2 separate regions of the Mus musculus genome follow, and region 1 is linked to region 2. The links are chromatin contacts, found by Hi-C or POLR2A ChIA-PET in ENCODE. All regions are on one chromosome and are shown on one strand. The core of a region is the stretch at or near the end of the contact, and the rest is flanking DNA. Distances in the headings are between cores, read along the strand shown. Region 1 holds the start of Mpl (myeloproliferative leukemia virus oncogene). Region 2 holds the start of Tmem125 (transmembrane protein 125).

The links. A loop is a pair of places that touch in the nucleus more often than their neighbours do. ChIA-PET counts read pairs that join two places held with the same protein, here RNA polymerase II (POLR2A).
Region 1: a map of left cerebral cortex shows a loop between it and region 2 (2.3-fold over the local background). The contact joins the promoter of Mpl here to the promoter of Tmem125 in region 2. A Hi-C loop is called at or near these places in 2 of 37 maps with a recorded cell type or tissue (both left cerebral cortex). POLR2A ChIA-PET finds 5 or more read pairs at or near these places in 1 of 5 experiments (embryonic stem cell).

The regions. Positions count from the first base shown.
Region 1 is chr4:118,454,186-118,461,093 of GRCm38, reverse strand. Mpl (myeloproliferative leukemia virus oncogene) reads left to right here and starts at 3,581. Exons shown (of 12, transcript NM_010823.3): 1 at 3,581-3,701; 2 at 3,854-3,986; 3 at 4,240-4,418; 4 at 5,151-5,425; 5 at 5,814-5,976; 6 at 6,509-6,635. The coding sequence starts at 3,623.
Region 2 is chr4:118,539,549-118,547,044 of GRCm38, reverse strand. It overlaps Tmem125 (transmembrane protein 125), which reads left to right and starts at 3,319. Exons shown (of 4, transcript NM_172383.3): 1 at 3,319-3,445; 2 at 3,546-3,689; 3 at 4,285-4,444; 4 at 4,674-6,104. The coding sequence starts at 4,813. The coding sequence ends at 5,463.

The DNA of each region.
Region 1 (6,908 bases), core at 2,332-4,831, 86 kb after region 2:
ACCTCATGGGCCACGAGGAGGCATTTGAGTTCTATTCTAAATGCTATGGGACGTTGTCCAGGGATGTTAGCGGGAATGAAGATACAGCGTTAAACATACCAGTGAGATGGAAAGAATAATTCCTAGCCAAATGGATGGACCTGGAGGGCATCATCCTGAGTGAGGTAACACAATCACAAAGGAATTCACACAATATGTACTCACTGATAAGTAGATATTAGCCCAAAACCTAGGATACCCAAGATATAAGATACAATTTGCTAAACACATGAAACTCAAGAAGAATGAAGACTGAAGTGTGGACCCTATGCCCCTCCTTAGAATTGGGAAAAAAACACCCATGGAAGGAGTTACAGAGACAAAGTTTGGAGCTGAGACGAAAGGATGGACCATCTAGAGATTGCCATATCCAGGGTTCCATCCCATAATCAGCTTCCAAACGCTGACACCATTTCATATACTAGCAAGATTTTGCTGAAAGAACCCAGATATAGCTGTCTCTTGTGAGACTATGCCTGGGCCTAGCAAACACAGAAGTGGATGCTCACAGTCAGCTATTGGATGGATCACAGGGCTCCCAATGGAGGAGCTAGAGAAAGTACCCAAGGAGCTAAAGGGAACTGCAACCCTATAGGTGGAACAACATTATGAACTAACCAGTACCCCGGAGCTCTTGACTCTAGCTGCATATGTATCAAAAGATGGCCTAGTCGGCCATCACTGGAAAGAGAGGCCCATTGGACACGCAAACTGTATATGCCCCAGTACAGGGGAACGCCAGGGCCAAAAAAATGGGAATGGGTGGGTAGGGAAGTGGGGGGGAGGGTATGGGGGACTTTTGGGATAGCATTGGAAATGTAATTGAGGAAAATATGTAATAAAAAATATTAAAAAAAAAAAAAGAAAGAAAGTTTAGTGACCTGGCCCTGAACGGCAGATCCCGGGGTAGAAGGAGAGAACCAACTCTCAAAAGCTGACCTCTGACCTCTGACCTCCACATACACACTGTGACATGGGCACCCTTTATACTCATGTAAATAGAATAAGATATAAATTACTTTTTAAAAACATATGTGCCTGCTGTGCAGGATACAGGGGAGAGGACAGAAAGATGGGGCCGAAGAGCTAATGGAAGCCAGTGCAGTGACCAGAATGTAGAATAGAATGGGGATAGGGGTGGGGGGCTGGAGGGGATTAAAGTGCAGACTCAGGCTGCAGCACTTGCTAAGCAATTGGATGTAGGAAAGATAAGAGAAAGATAGCAGTTGAGGAGTACTAAGGTTTAGGGTTTAAACACTGAATAGGTAGAAGTGTTGGTTACAAACACGGCAAGATGGGAAACGAAGGAGATGGGTTTAGGAAACCAGAATGCAAAATCCATCCTCTCTCTCTCTCTCTCTCTCTCTCTCTCTCTCTCTCTCTCTCTCTCTCTCTCTCTCTCTCTCTCTCTCTCATATGACTAGGTCTCTCTATGTAGCCCCGCTGGCCTGAAGCTTGCTTGTAGAACAGGCTGGTCTTGAACTCACAGAAATCCACCTGCCTCTCTCTCCCAAGTTCTGGGATTAAAGGTGTGAGCTATTACACCAGGCTCCCCACCCCCACCCCCTTTGATAAGGGTTCTTTCACTGTGTTGCCAAGGCCAATCTCAAATTCATGGGTCCAAGTGATCTTCCCTTTTCAGTTCCCCCCCACCCCCCCCAAGCGGCTGGGATTTGAAGAAAGCAAGCCCATGGAGCCTGGCCGTTTGTTTTTGTATTTAGCTTTTTGAGACAGGTTGTCCCTATGCAGCTGAGACTGGTCTAGAATCCCTTATGCAGTCTAAGCTGGCCTCGAACTCACAATCCTCCGTGCTTCCACCTTCTGTGAGCTGGGCTTTATGGGCATGCAGTGCAGCTTGGGAATCTTTTTGTTTGTTTGTTTTTTTGTTTTTCGAGACAGGGTTCTCTGTGTAGCCCTGGCTGTCCTGAAACTCACTTTGTAGACCAGGCTGGCCTCGAACTCAGAAATCTGCCTGCCTCTGCCTCCCGAGTGCTGGGATTAAAGGTGTGCACCACCACCGCCTGGCAGGGAATCTTAAATATTAAACACGCAAGTAGAGAAGCCAAGTGAGCAGTTGACTACCCAAGTCTGGAGCCCAAGAGTGAAGTCATCACTCCCTTTGAAGTCATCAGCATTACCTCACGCTAAAGCCTAGGGCTACACGAACACAGAAACTGTGTGTCCCCTCTCACTCAACTTGATTGAAATCGGGTAGCTCTATATTTGGGAAGAGGTTAGAGGGCATTTAAAGTGTGACCTCTGGTCTTTGTTACCTGAGAGTTAGTAGGACTACAGACCAGACTAGCTGACTCCCTACAACTGGCAAGGAAGTGGAGCCAGAATAAAAAAAACGAAGACTGCAGAGAAGGCCTGAAAGATTTCTCTCTCCCCATGCTCAGTTCCTGGAATTCTGTTTGAGTCAATTACATCACAAGAAGGAAGAAAGGAAGGTGACACTGAGGCCATTTAGTTTGCAAAGCCACCACTGGGAGCCCCCAAGGAAGCTAAAGGGAAGCTAAATTTAAGGCCCCACATACTCCTCTTTTCAACCAAGAGTCAGAGCTTTCAGAACCAGTATAGGAACCACCCACTGGTCCAGGACAGCTAGGAGGAGGAGGCCTGGCTCCCATGAAGAGATCATATACCTTCACACACACACACACACACACACACACACACACACACACACACACACACACACACACACAAGCACACACACACACACACACACTGAAATGAAGCAGACACAGTCAAAGAGCTGGGACCCAGCACTCCTCATTCTGAGCGAGCCAGACAGAAACGCCGAAGGCCGTGCCTTTCGACTTTTACTCTGTCCTGAATCATATGGGGAGTCTGGTAAGCATGCTTGTGTGAGTGGGTCTGGGAAGGGCTTGGGATCCTGCATTCGGTCCCTCTGCCACTGCTGTCTATGGAGCACACACCAAGGTTGCTGAGAACGCCCCCGGTGATGGACAGAGCGTTCCTACCAGGAGCGTGCATCTGTTTATATCCAGAGCCCCAGAACCTGTTAAGCTGGAGAGAGCCACCATCAGGCACATCTGTGAGTGGGACAATGCTTCATGACAGGTCACTCCAGGAGCGTGGCATGACTGATGAGCACTTGCCTTCTGAGGCTTGATCTCCTGAGCCTTTCGTCTTTCTGGGCATGTGACCTTGAACAACCTTTAAACTTCATCTTCCCAATAGAAATAAGACTACTGGACAGGCGTTTAGTCAACACATGTAGCGTGGTTAGCACTGTTCTGACAGCCATATGCTCTTCCTCAGTAGTCCACACACCCACAGGGTGTCTCCATTTGATTCACAGGCGAATATATACCTCTGTGTCCCTGCCAACAGAAGGCTCATGGCTTCTCTTTCGAATTCCTCTCACCCTCCTGCCCATTCCCCCTCCTCTGGCCCCTGGCCCCAGTGTGGTCTGGATGGGCCCCAGAGGGGCAGAGACAGGGACAGGACGTGGGGCTGTATCTGACAGGAACCTGAGGGGCTGGCCCCGGGGGGGATTGGGGCCCAGCTTCCTGAAGGGAGGATGGGCTAAGGCAGGCACACAGTGCCGGAGAAGATGCCCTCTTGGGCCCTCTTCATGGTCACCTCCTGCCTCCTCTTGGCCCTTCCAAACCAGGCACAAGTCACCAGCCAAGGTGAGGTGGATAGAGGGTGGATGTTACCTATTCACAGGCAAAGGGAGCCCTGGGAGGGGATATGGGGTAAGAGACTCTCACTGGTTCCCTTCTTTTACCCAACAAACATGACTGGAATGATCGAGAGCCCAACTCACCATCTCTGTTCTCAGATGTCTTCTTGCTGGCCTTGGGCACAGAGCCCCTGAACTGCTTCTCCCAAACATTTGAGGACCTCACCTGCTTCTGGGATGAGGAAGAGGCAGCACCCAGTGGGACATACCAGCTGCTGTATGCCTACCGAGGGTAGGTTCTGGGCTGTACCCCAATCCTCATTTATCTGTTCTTATATTTAGCTGAGTCACATTCTTAGCTTTCCTGTCTTTGGCCCTATCAGAGGATTCCTGTAAATGCATGCTCAATACATAGCCACCCTATAAATGGTCCCGCTCAAGCCCCTACCTCCAGCAGTGAGAAGAAAACGGCAATGATGGAGACAGAAATTGGGCATGGTTTCAGCCTGGGTCCTCAGAGCTGAACATGATGACTGTACCAACAGAGAGAAGCCCCGTGCATGCCCCCTGTATTCCCAGAGTGTGCCCACCTTTGGAACCCGGTATGTGTGCCAGTTTCCAGCCCAGGATGAAGTGCGCCTCTTCTTTCCGCTGCACCTCTGGGTGAAGAATGTGTCCCTCAACCAGACTTTGATCCAGCGGGTGCTGTTTGTGGATAGTGTGGGTAAGGGCATCTCTGCCACACTGCCTCTCTACCTGCTCAAGCTCCCAGAATCAGGCTTACCTGTAGTCTTTCAGGACGATGTGGGTACCCTTCTCTCTCAGGTTCCCAGAGGCACCTCAGAACCCAGCTTATCATTCATCCTAGCCTTGGCATCTGGAACTAGACTTTTCCCCTAAATCATTTCACATCAAGGACAATTTGCTCCTCTCATTAACATATACATGTACTCACCCACCCAACCGTCAGGTCGTTGACGTGTGCTGGGCAACAAGGAAACAGAGATGAAAAGAGTGTCTGTTTAAGAAACCAGCTGGAGAGATGGCTCAGCGGTTAAGAGCACTGACTGCTCTTCTGAAGGTCCTGAGTTCAAATCCCAGCAACCTCATGGTGGCTCACAACCATCTGTAATGAGATCTGACGCCCTCTTCTGAAGACAGTGTACTTATTTATAATAATAAATAAATCCAAAAAAAGAGAGAAAGAAAGGACTTTAGAAACTTCATACACACACACACACTCACAAGCATTACACATAGTGAGCTCATTACTCTCAAGAGGATAGGAAAACAGGACAGGCAACCTTCCTCCTCTTCCCTCCCCTCCATGGAAATGAGAACGGCATCTTCGGGAGTTCAGAGTTGCTCTCTACAGCCTTCGGCACCTTCTCTGTAGCCCATGGGTTGAACCATAGCTTGGCCCTTGGTGATTTGATGCGCCTTGTTTTGACCTCAGGCCTGCCAGCTCCCCCCAGGGTCATCAAGGCCAGGGGTGGGAGCCAACCAGGGGAACTTCAGATCCACTGGGAGGCCCCTGCTCCTGAAATCAGTGACTTCCTGAGGCATGAACTCCGCTATGGCCCCACGGACTCCAGCAACGCCACTGCCCCCTCCGTCATTCAGCTGCTCTCCACAGAAACCTGCTGCCCCACTTTGTGGATGCCGAACCCAGTCCCTGTTCTTGACCAGCCTCCGTGTGTTCATCCGACAGCATCCCAACCGCATGGACCAGTGAGGACCTCCCCAGCTGGAGAAGTACCCTCCCCTTCTACTCTCCCCTAATACATCCCCTGGAAAAGAAAGGCCATACTTAGGGGATCCCAGACTGGGTTGATTTGAAGAGTCAGTGTAGACTCTGACTAGCTTTCAGGAGCCCCATTTAGGGATCTCCCACTTAGGACTATTCACACCAAGGTAACTGAAGGCTTTCAGGCTTCCAAATTGGGACTTTGTAAGAACCCCTGAATACAACCTGAAACTCATCCACGTAGGTCCTCATCTATGTGCATACCTATCTAGCAAGGAGCTGAGTTTTGCACAGTGGTTCAAATGCTAGGTGTGTAGGCTGTCCTAGCTGAAAAGCAGGCCTAGTTTCCCATGCTGGGATTTTTCTCCCCAGGCTCCATTTCTGACAGTGAAGGGTGGAAGCTGTCTCGTCTCAGGCCTCCAGGCTGGCAAATCCTACTGGCTCCAGCTACGCAGCCAACCCGACGGGGTCTCCCTTCGTGGCTCCTGGGGACCCTGGTCCTTCCCTGTGACTGTGGATCTTCCAGGAGATGCAGGTAGGTCAGTAAAAGAATAAGAAAATTTTAAGAAAGAAAGAAAGAAAGAAAGAAAGAAAGAAAGAAAGAAAGAAAGAAAGAAAGAAAGAAAGAAAGAAAGAAAGAAAGAAAAGAAAAGAAAAAATGAGGGGCTGGTGAGATGGCTCAGCTGCTAAGTGCACTGGCTGCTCTTCCGGAGGTCATGAGTTCAATTCCCAGCAACCACATGGTGGTTCACAACCATCTATAGGGGGGATCTGATGCCCTCTTCAGGCAGGCATATGTATATGCAGCACAGCACTCATACATTAAATAAATAAAATTTAAAAAGAAAAAGAAAAAAGAGAAAAAAATGTCTCCATGGAGGCTTAGGTGGGATGTAGAATCCCCGGGAAGTGTGGTCATTTCTGATGACCTCAGACCTGTCATTGTGCAGGACAGCTATGTTCAGGAAGAGAACGGAGATAATAGTTGGGGACATTCTGCTGTGGGGGTAGAGATGGTTTAGGGACTCCCCCGAGTAAGAACTCGTGGTCCTCTTCTTTGCCCACAGTGACAATTGGACTTCAGTGCTTTACCTTGGATCTGAAGATGGTCACCTGCCAGTGGCAGCAACAAGACCGCACTAGCTCCCAAGGCTTCTTCCGCCACAGCAGGACGAGGTGCTGCCCCACAGACAGGTAAGGCTGGAACAACGCTGACTGTGTGAGCTGCAGTGTGGCTGTGGTTCCTCTGTGCTTGCCTAGCCTGTCCTTTCCAGGCTCTAGCCTCTGGTCTCTCATGCTCCACTATTTCCACTGCCTCGGCCTCTTCGTTTCTGTTGGGGATGGCTTGGCTTCATGGGACTTAATCTGGACCTTTTGGGAAAGTCTAGCAGGCATGTCCAATGTAGAGCCCCAAGGCTACATGTGGCCAACAACAATGCCTGTGACCCAACACAAAATTGGAAACTT
Region 2 (7,496 bases), core at 2,070-4,569:
CTGTCCCTGCTTTAGGGACAGATTCAACACTTTGAGCCACTAACTTGCCCAGCCCCAGCCAGTATTCAAACTGATGAAGCCTTAGGCTCTGCTTCTCCCTCTATAGACTCCAAAGGGAAAGAGTAGAGAAAGGGGATGTTCGGGGTTCCCGGCACCAGCTTTTGTCTAGGACAGCTGAACATTAGGTTAGCAGGAGACTAGAGTTTCCTAAGGACCAGGCTATTAGAAGAGTTCAGATCGAATCCAGGCTGGCAAGCTCTGGCAGACCTTGGCTCTCCCAGGCCTGTTTCTTATAAAGGGGGCACGTTCATAATGCTTTGCAGAATGGCAGGATTAATACCCACTATGTCATCCAATGTCCCCTGCTCTGCACCAGTCAAGCAGCCCTAAAGTTTTCTTCAGGGAAAAGCTAGCCAGAGCTGTACTCCCCAGTAAGGTGACAGCCACAGGCAAAGGTGGCTACTGGGTACTCAATGTGTAGCTAATTTGAACTGAGATACAGTTTGTATGTATAAGAAAAGACTTTCAGGGGCTGGTGAGATGGCTCAGTGGGTAAGAGCACCCGACTGCTCTTCCGAAGGTCCAGAGTTCAAATCCCAGCAACCACATGGTGGCTTACAACCATCCGTGACAAGATCTGACGCCCTCTTCTGGTGTGTCTGAAGACAGCTACAGTGTACTTACATATAATAATAAATAAATCTAAAAAAAAAAAAAAAAAAGAAAAGAAAAGACTTTCAAAGAGCCCATTAATACCTTCTATAGTAAAATATATTTTACAATTCCAATACATACAGTTTTGCAGCTCTGGGGATTGAACCAGGGGGCGAGCAACCACTGGGCTGCATCCATAGCCCAGCAAACACATTCATTTTACTGTGTTGGTTTTACTGTTCTTTTGAAACAGGCTATTAGAAAGGCTTAAGTTACATAAATAAGAGGGGCTCCCAGAAACTGAAGTGACAGTCAGGAAGCCTGTCTGGGTCTGACCTAGGTCCTCTGTACATACATTATAGTTGCATAGCTCAGTGCTCTTGTGGGACTCCGCACAGGGGGAATGCGACATCCCTGACTCTTTTGCCCGCTCTTGGGACCCTTTTCCTCCTAGTGGGTTACCTCATCCAGCCTGGATATGAGGACTTGTGGCTAGTCTTCTTGTAACTTCATGCCATGTTCGATTGAAATCCCTGGGAGGGAGGCCTGCTCTTTTCTTTTCCTTTCTTTTCTTTCTCCTCCTCCTTTTTTGGGGGGGGTGGGGGGTTCGAGACAGGGTTTCTCTGTGTAGCCCTGGCTGTCCTGAAACTCACTCTGTAGACCAGGCTGGCCTCAAACTCAGAAATCCGCCTGCCTCTGCCTCCGGAGTGCTGTGATTAAAGGTGTGCGCCACCACCGCCCGGCTCTCCTCCTCCTTCTTGCTTTTTTGGAGAGAATGAGAGAGGAGTGGATCTGAGGGAGCGAGAGGGAGAGTCTCTGAGAGGAGGAGAGGAGAGGAAACTGGAGTTGAATTTGGATGTAATATGTGAGAGAAATGTAAAACAAATACATAACTAAGCTGACACTTAGACATACAGACCACGCTGCTCTGGACTTAGGAGGCTCCCTGTCTTCTGCAGCGAACAAAGCAAAGAGGAAGCCAGGCCAGGCACAGTTACCCTGTGCCCTGATCTGGGGAAGATTGACTTGGATTTCATTCTGTTGTTTGGGATTTTTGGTGGTGCTGCTGCTGCTGCTGCTGCTGGTAGTGGTTTGTTTAGTTTTTTAAATACACATCAAATGCAGAGAGAAGAACATACTAACATATAGTTTACAGAAGGGGTAGGACAGAAGATGTGGGACAAACTGTACATTCTCCAACCAGTCACCCTCTGCCCACTTGGGGCATGGTGTCTAGGACCCAGACTTGCTGATTAGAAGCAGAGCCCTGAACCATATCCCGGTTCCACCTTGAACACCCCTGTGGACACCCAGCATTGTCCAAATGCATCCCTGAGGCCCTCCAGGACCACACAGCCTGGGCCCAACTTGTCCTTCTGGTTTCATCCCAAAAGCTCAAAGGTCAAAATAGTCACACCGTCAGTCAGTTCACACTTTTATTTAGCCAGCCACTCAACAAACATTTATCGATTACCCTACGCGTACAGGCTACCGCTGGCTGCTGAGGTCATGGTGGTTAGTAAACTAGTACTTATCCCTGCAGTGGCTGGGGATACACCTCTGGGTCAGGGGTGAAAGCTAACTAACTAAAGATCTGTTGCGAATGAATATGGAAGAAACACGGGTCGTGAGTGCAGTCGGATCAGCCAGATCAGCCAAGGCATTTCAGCTCAATGATTCAAGTTGGCCAGACTCGGCCAGAGAGAGGCCGGAGGTAGGTGGGGGACAGTCCAGCTGAAGGGCAAGGGCTTCTTTTGCCTTGTCAAGAGTTGTGAAACTTATCCAACTGTCCAGCTCCAGCTGTCTACCTGAAAGGCCTCTACCCACTCATGGGGCAGGCTAATCCTGCCACTCACTTGAGGCCTCAAGGAAAATAAACAAAGGGCTTATTGGGGGAAAGCCTAAGACAGAGCTGGAGCTAGGTTTGGGGTATCGCTGATGCTGGACGCTGGGGCTGAGGATACAGTGGGATTCAGAACTAAAGTCCAGAATCAGCTGGAATGAGGAGGTTTCAGGCCAGTTGGAACCTCCTACTGGCTCTCCTCCTGCCTCAGCCTCTCAGGGTGCAAAGATTGCAGGCCTGGCTGTAGATCTTCGGGGAGGGGCTGAAGGTAAAATTAAGTTGGAGTTGTGGGGTGGGCTAGGGCTCAGACTGGGGCAGAGGGCCAGCATTCTTTCCTCCTGCTGACCCAATCTGCATATTGTGTTTCAGACCTACCAGCAGCGGACAGAAGCCCCTCCCTTCCCAGGAATGTCTCAGCCCCACTGAAGTCGCAGGGCCACGTCAGCCAATTGGCTCAGGCCCTGCCCTGGAAACAGCACCTGTTAATCCCCCCCTCCTTCCAGCTCACCTGGGTGCAGGTTAGGCAGGTGAAGCGTCTCCCCGGAAACAGACCTAGAGCGCCCAACCTGCTGGGTCCTGCCTGCTCAAATCGGATTCAGCACAGCCAGGCGTCCCGTGAGTGCCCCATACGCCCCACCCCCACCTTTTTCACGGGTTCTACTACCGGGAACCTCCACCCACGCTGGGGTCGTTCCCCAATAGACGGTGTCAGCACCTTCAGATGAGCAAGCCACAGTCCTGAGGAATGCTGGGACAGACTCCGCCCACGGTCCCTCCCCCAACCACCCTTGGGGCGTGGGCATTTACCCCACCCACCTTGCGTGCCAGGCAACCTCTCTGCAAAGGGCAGAGCGGTCCCCTACTCTGTCTCGTTGGAGTAAAAACGTGGTCTCGGCAGTGTGGTCCATGTGGGTTCTGATTCACCCCGAGTCTCTCTGGCTCAAAAAAGTATGTTTTGAGCTCCTTTGCCCCGTGGGAAGTCTAAAAGGAGTATGTTAGATGACTTCTCCCACTCCTCAGAATTAACTTCTCTGTCCTCACTTTTCAGAAAAAGCCTCTAAGAGGTGAGCTGGGGCTTCCCTGCCCCACTCCCGTCCCTCCTGGACTCGCAGCTGACACCTACAGGATCGGTCTCTCCTGCTGCCGGAAGTTGGGTTCCTTGCCGGCAGTGCTAGCTTTATTTTTACCTGATGTGAGTCATGCCGCCTGTCTTGTAGGGAACAGGTTAAATGAGTAACACTGTTAGATCCCTCCCCACATTCCCACGATGGGAAGGACTAGGCTGCGGTTCAAATCCTGAGTCCTCCTTTTGCTGCCTTAGAGAACACGTGGAGCCGTTTAGCAGGGGATGGACCCGTGGGGAGCAGGCAGGTTCTGGATGAGCGCCGAGAACAGGACTGGATAGAGATATGTTTAGAGGCAAGAGACAGCCCCTGGGGCCATGGATTGGCAAAAGCAGAAGGCGCTGAGGAGCCCCCGGAGTGGGCCGAGAGGGAGGGTGGGTGGTAACAGCATCTTGAGAAAGGAACACAGGAGGAACAGGTTCAGGGTAAGATGAGGAATTTGGGTTGGGCCCTGTTGCATCAGAGACGACCAGCACTGGAAGGAGAGACTTGGAGCATGCGTCTTCTTTTGCCTGACGGAGATAGGGTGGAACTAGAGGAAGAACGGTGTTAGGGGTCAGATCCTGACCCACAGAGAAGGAAGGGTACAGCCCTATGAGAGAAGGGTCAGGCTCAGCCTGCTGGTTCCAGAAGGGTTAAGTCACCAGCCTCCCTTTCCCATAGCTTCCCCCACCCAGGACCCAGCAGTGACAGCTGAGGCCATGTGAGTCTGATCCTGAATGAGGCATTATCTCTGACAGTTTGTCCTGTCATCCACTGTGGCACCACCAGCTTCCTCCGACAGCCTGGATGGAACAGGCCACCGAGACAGCCTGTGTGAGAGGTCAGGAGCTGGGCAAGGGGATTCTCTGAAGGGGAAGGGGAGCTCTGTGGTGGAGGGAACTCTGTTGGGGTCAGGGGAGGTGCTTTGGCAAGGTGCAGTGCTAGGGTTGTAGCTCTTGGGAATAGGTCCTGAGGACCCCGGGGAAGATTCTTGGGGCCCTTCCCTGAGACTCCCAGATGAGGCTATAGGGCCAGATGGGTGGGAAATAACTTGTGATCCTGTCCTGCAGGTGAGGGTAACCATAGCCTGGACTAAGAAGAGGAGACTGGGCTTCTCGCTGGCAACCAGGTGATGGGGACACAGGGTCACGACAAACACCCTCTGAACCCTGACAGTGATCCTCTGTCCTGACCCTGCCTGACCAAGCCATGTCCCAGCAAGCCTCAGTGGGCAGGGGGCTGCCCCCAGATGTGCTGGCAGAGCAGGTGGAGCTATGGTGGTCCCAGCAGCCCCGTCGCTCCTTGCTCTGTTTCTCCGTGGCCGTGATCCTTGTGGCTGGCTGTGGGGCCGGTGGTGTGGCGCTGCTGTCCTCCACCAGCAGCCGATCCGGCGAATGGCGACTAGCCGTGGGCACTGTGCTCTGTCTGCTGGCCCTGCTGGTTCTGGTGAAGCAGCTGATGAGCTCTGCCGTGCAGGATATGAACTGCATACGCCAGGCCCAGCACGTGGCCTTGCTGCGCAGCGGCGGAGGCGCCGACGCTGTTGTAGTGTTGCTCAGTGGCTTTGTGCTGCTGGTCACTGGCCTGACCCTGGCTGGGCTGGCTGCTGCCCCGGCCCCGGCACGGCCACTGGCTGCCATGCTGTCTGTGGGCATTACCTTGGCTTCCTTGGGCTCAGTCTTGCTGCTGGGGTTGCTACTGTACCAGGTGGGTGTGAGTGGACACTGCCCTCCGATCTGTACAGAGGCATTCTCCGCCCAAAATGGCCACGGTGATAACAGTAGCATCTTTAGCATCTCAGGACAGTTGTCTTCTGGCCAGCGTCATGAGACCACCTCCAGCATTGCCAGCCTCATCTGACAGAGATGGAGCCCTTCTTCCCATGCCCTGCCTCAGTATCCCCAGAACTTGTGGCAGACATTCACAGGTGCACGCATATATGTGTGTCGCCCCCACCCCCGCCATGGCATTTCATGATATGTGATTAGGAGCTCGTGTGCACCCTCATATCCATTCCATGAGAAGGTGAGGGATACCTCCTTGGGGCTGTTTGTATCATGGACTGTCATGCTCTATGCCTGGTCCTGGGGTCTCTAGAGGATACTCATCTGGAGTCTCTGAAGACTTGACCCATATTTCCAAGACCCTACAACTCCAGCCTTGCCCTATGACATCATCAAGGATCTCCACAGAGGTGACTGTTGCCTATCCACAACGACACTAGTGATCACTCTTCAGAGAGTGACTCTCGGGAAAACTGAGAGAAATGGCTTCCGGATGAGATGGACCTGACTGGGGAAACACCTTTGAGCTTGTAACCTAGCAGCTGGGGCCAGTGAGAGGTGACTCAGACACTCCTGCCTCAGTTTCTTAGAACAGTGTTGCTATTGATGCTTAAGAATAATTGCCTCTTGGGCAAGATGATTGGGCTCCTGGCAAATGTTCAATTAAAAAGTGACTATAGTGAAAATGAAATAAATTATGGGGGAAAGGTGGCTGTAGTTCTGTCTGCACCATGGCATCTCACCTCAGAGAGAGACCCTTACGCCCGACCCCACAGCCCACTCATCCCAGGCTATAGAGCCCCAGACCTGGGGTTTCTCTTCTCATGAGAAAAGGGGGAAGGGTCAAGAGGACTCTACAGGTTTGGAAAGAAACCTACTGGTGTCTGGTCCCAGAGAGAGCGGGGAGCCAGTCCTTCCCACGAGTTCACTTGCCGCTTACGGGGAGATTTAACCGGTGACTGTGTCTCTAGAAATGTGCCCCTGTCCTTATGTATAGTCTGCCTTCTGGGAAACAAGAACTGGCTGCGATTTGTGTGGCCACTGTACCAGTTGGCCCACTTCTGGGTTCTGGGAACTGAAGAAGCAGTAAGTCACTTCCTGCCTGGAGTCGCTCTGGAAGGGCTCCTCCCCCCCCCCCCCGCCCCCCTCGTGTGTGTTTTCTTTCCAGGTGACAAGAACATAGGTGAATGCTTTGGCCACTTCCTGCTACACAAGGTGGAGATTACCTGAAGACATCAGAGACTCAGAGAGACATCTGCCTCCTAAAAGACTCGGATGCAGGAAAAACTTGGAGTAGTAAAATTGTTGCTGTAAAGGATTTACTAATAAACTCACTTGGGAAATCTTAAGTTACACAAAGCTAAAGGAGCTAAATGCCAGTGGCTAGCACACTAACCGCACTTGCTAGAAACTGTGAGAAAGAAAATTCTGTACCACAGCTGAAGTGTGGGCTTGCTGAGAAAGTTCCTGCTTAGTTTATTCACTACGATGGACGATGGACGATTGACCTCCAGTTAGGCTCATTTCCTTAATAAAAGGAGACAACCCTGATCCGCACTTAGCCAATAAGCCCATCCCCATAACAAAGAATGTGTTCTACCGGGCAGCCCGAGTGGGCAGGGCAGGGTCACACTCACCATGTACTCCCAGCCTTCTTTTAAGTCTCCTGTGCTGTCATCCGGAGTATCACACTTCTGCAGAGTGGGCAAAGATGATCCTCCTAACGACTATAGACAGCAGAGCTGCGGGCTCTGGTAAGGCAAAGTCAGCAGAGAGGACAAACATGCCTCCTGAAGTGATGCTATGGGCTGGGGGGACAAGGGGAGGGGGTTTCCAACTGCGAGGAGGACAAGGTGGGCAGAGCCAGAAGAGGAAAATGGCACATACCAACAACAACAGAAACCCTGAGTGTTCCGTGGAGCTTGGTCCCTCCACACATTCAAAATGGGATCACTGCTGTCTGTCTTAGCAGTTCCTACATCTGGACTGAAGGTCCCTCCAGTCCCTCAGCATCTAAGTCAGAGGCCTCAGCGTGGTCCCACACAGTGGTGGCTCTCTCGCTGTCTCCTCTCCCGAGGCCAGTGACATCATCTCTGAGCACCCACAGGC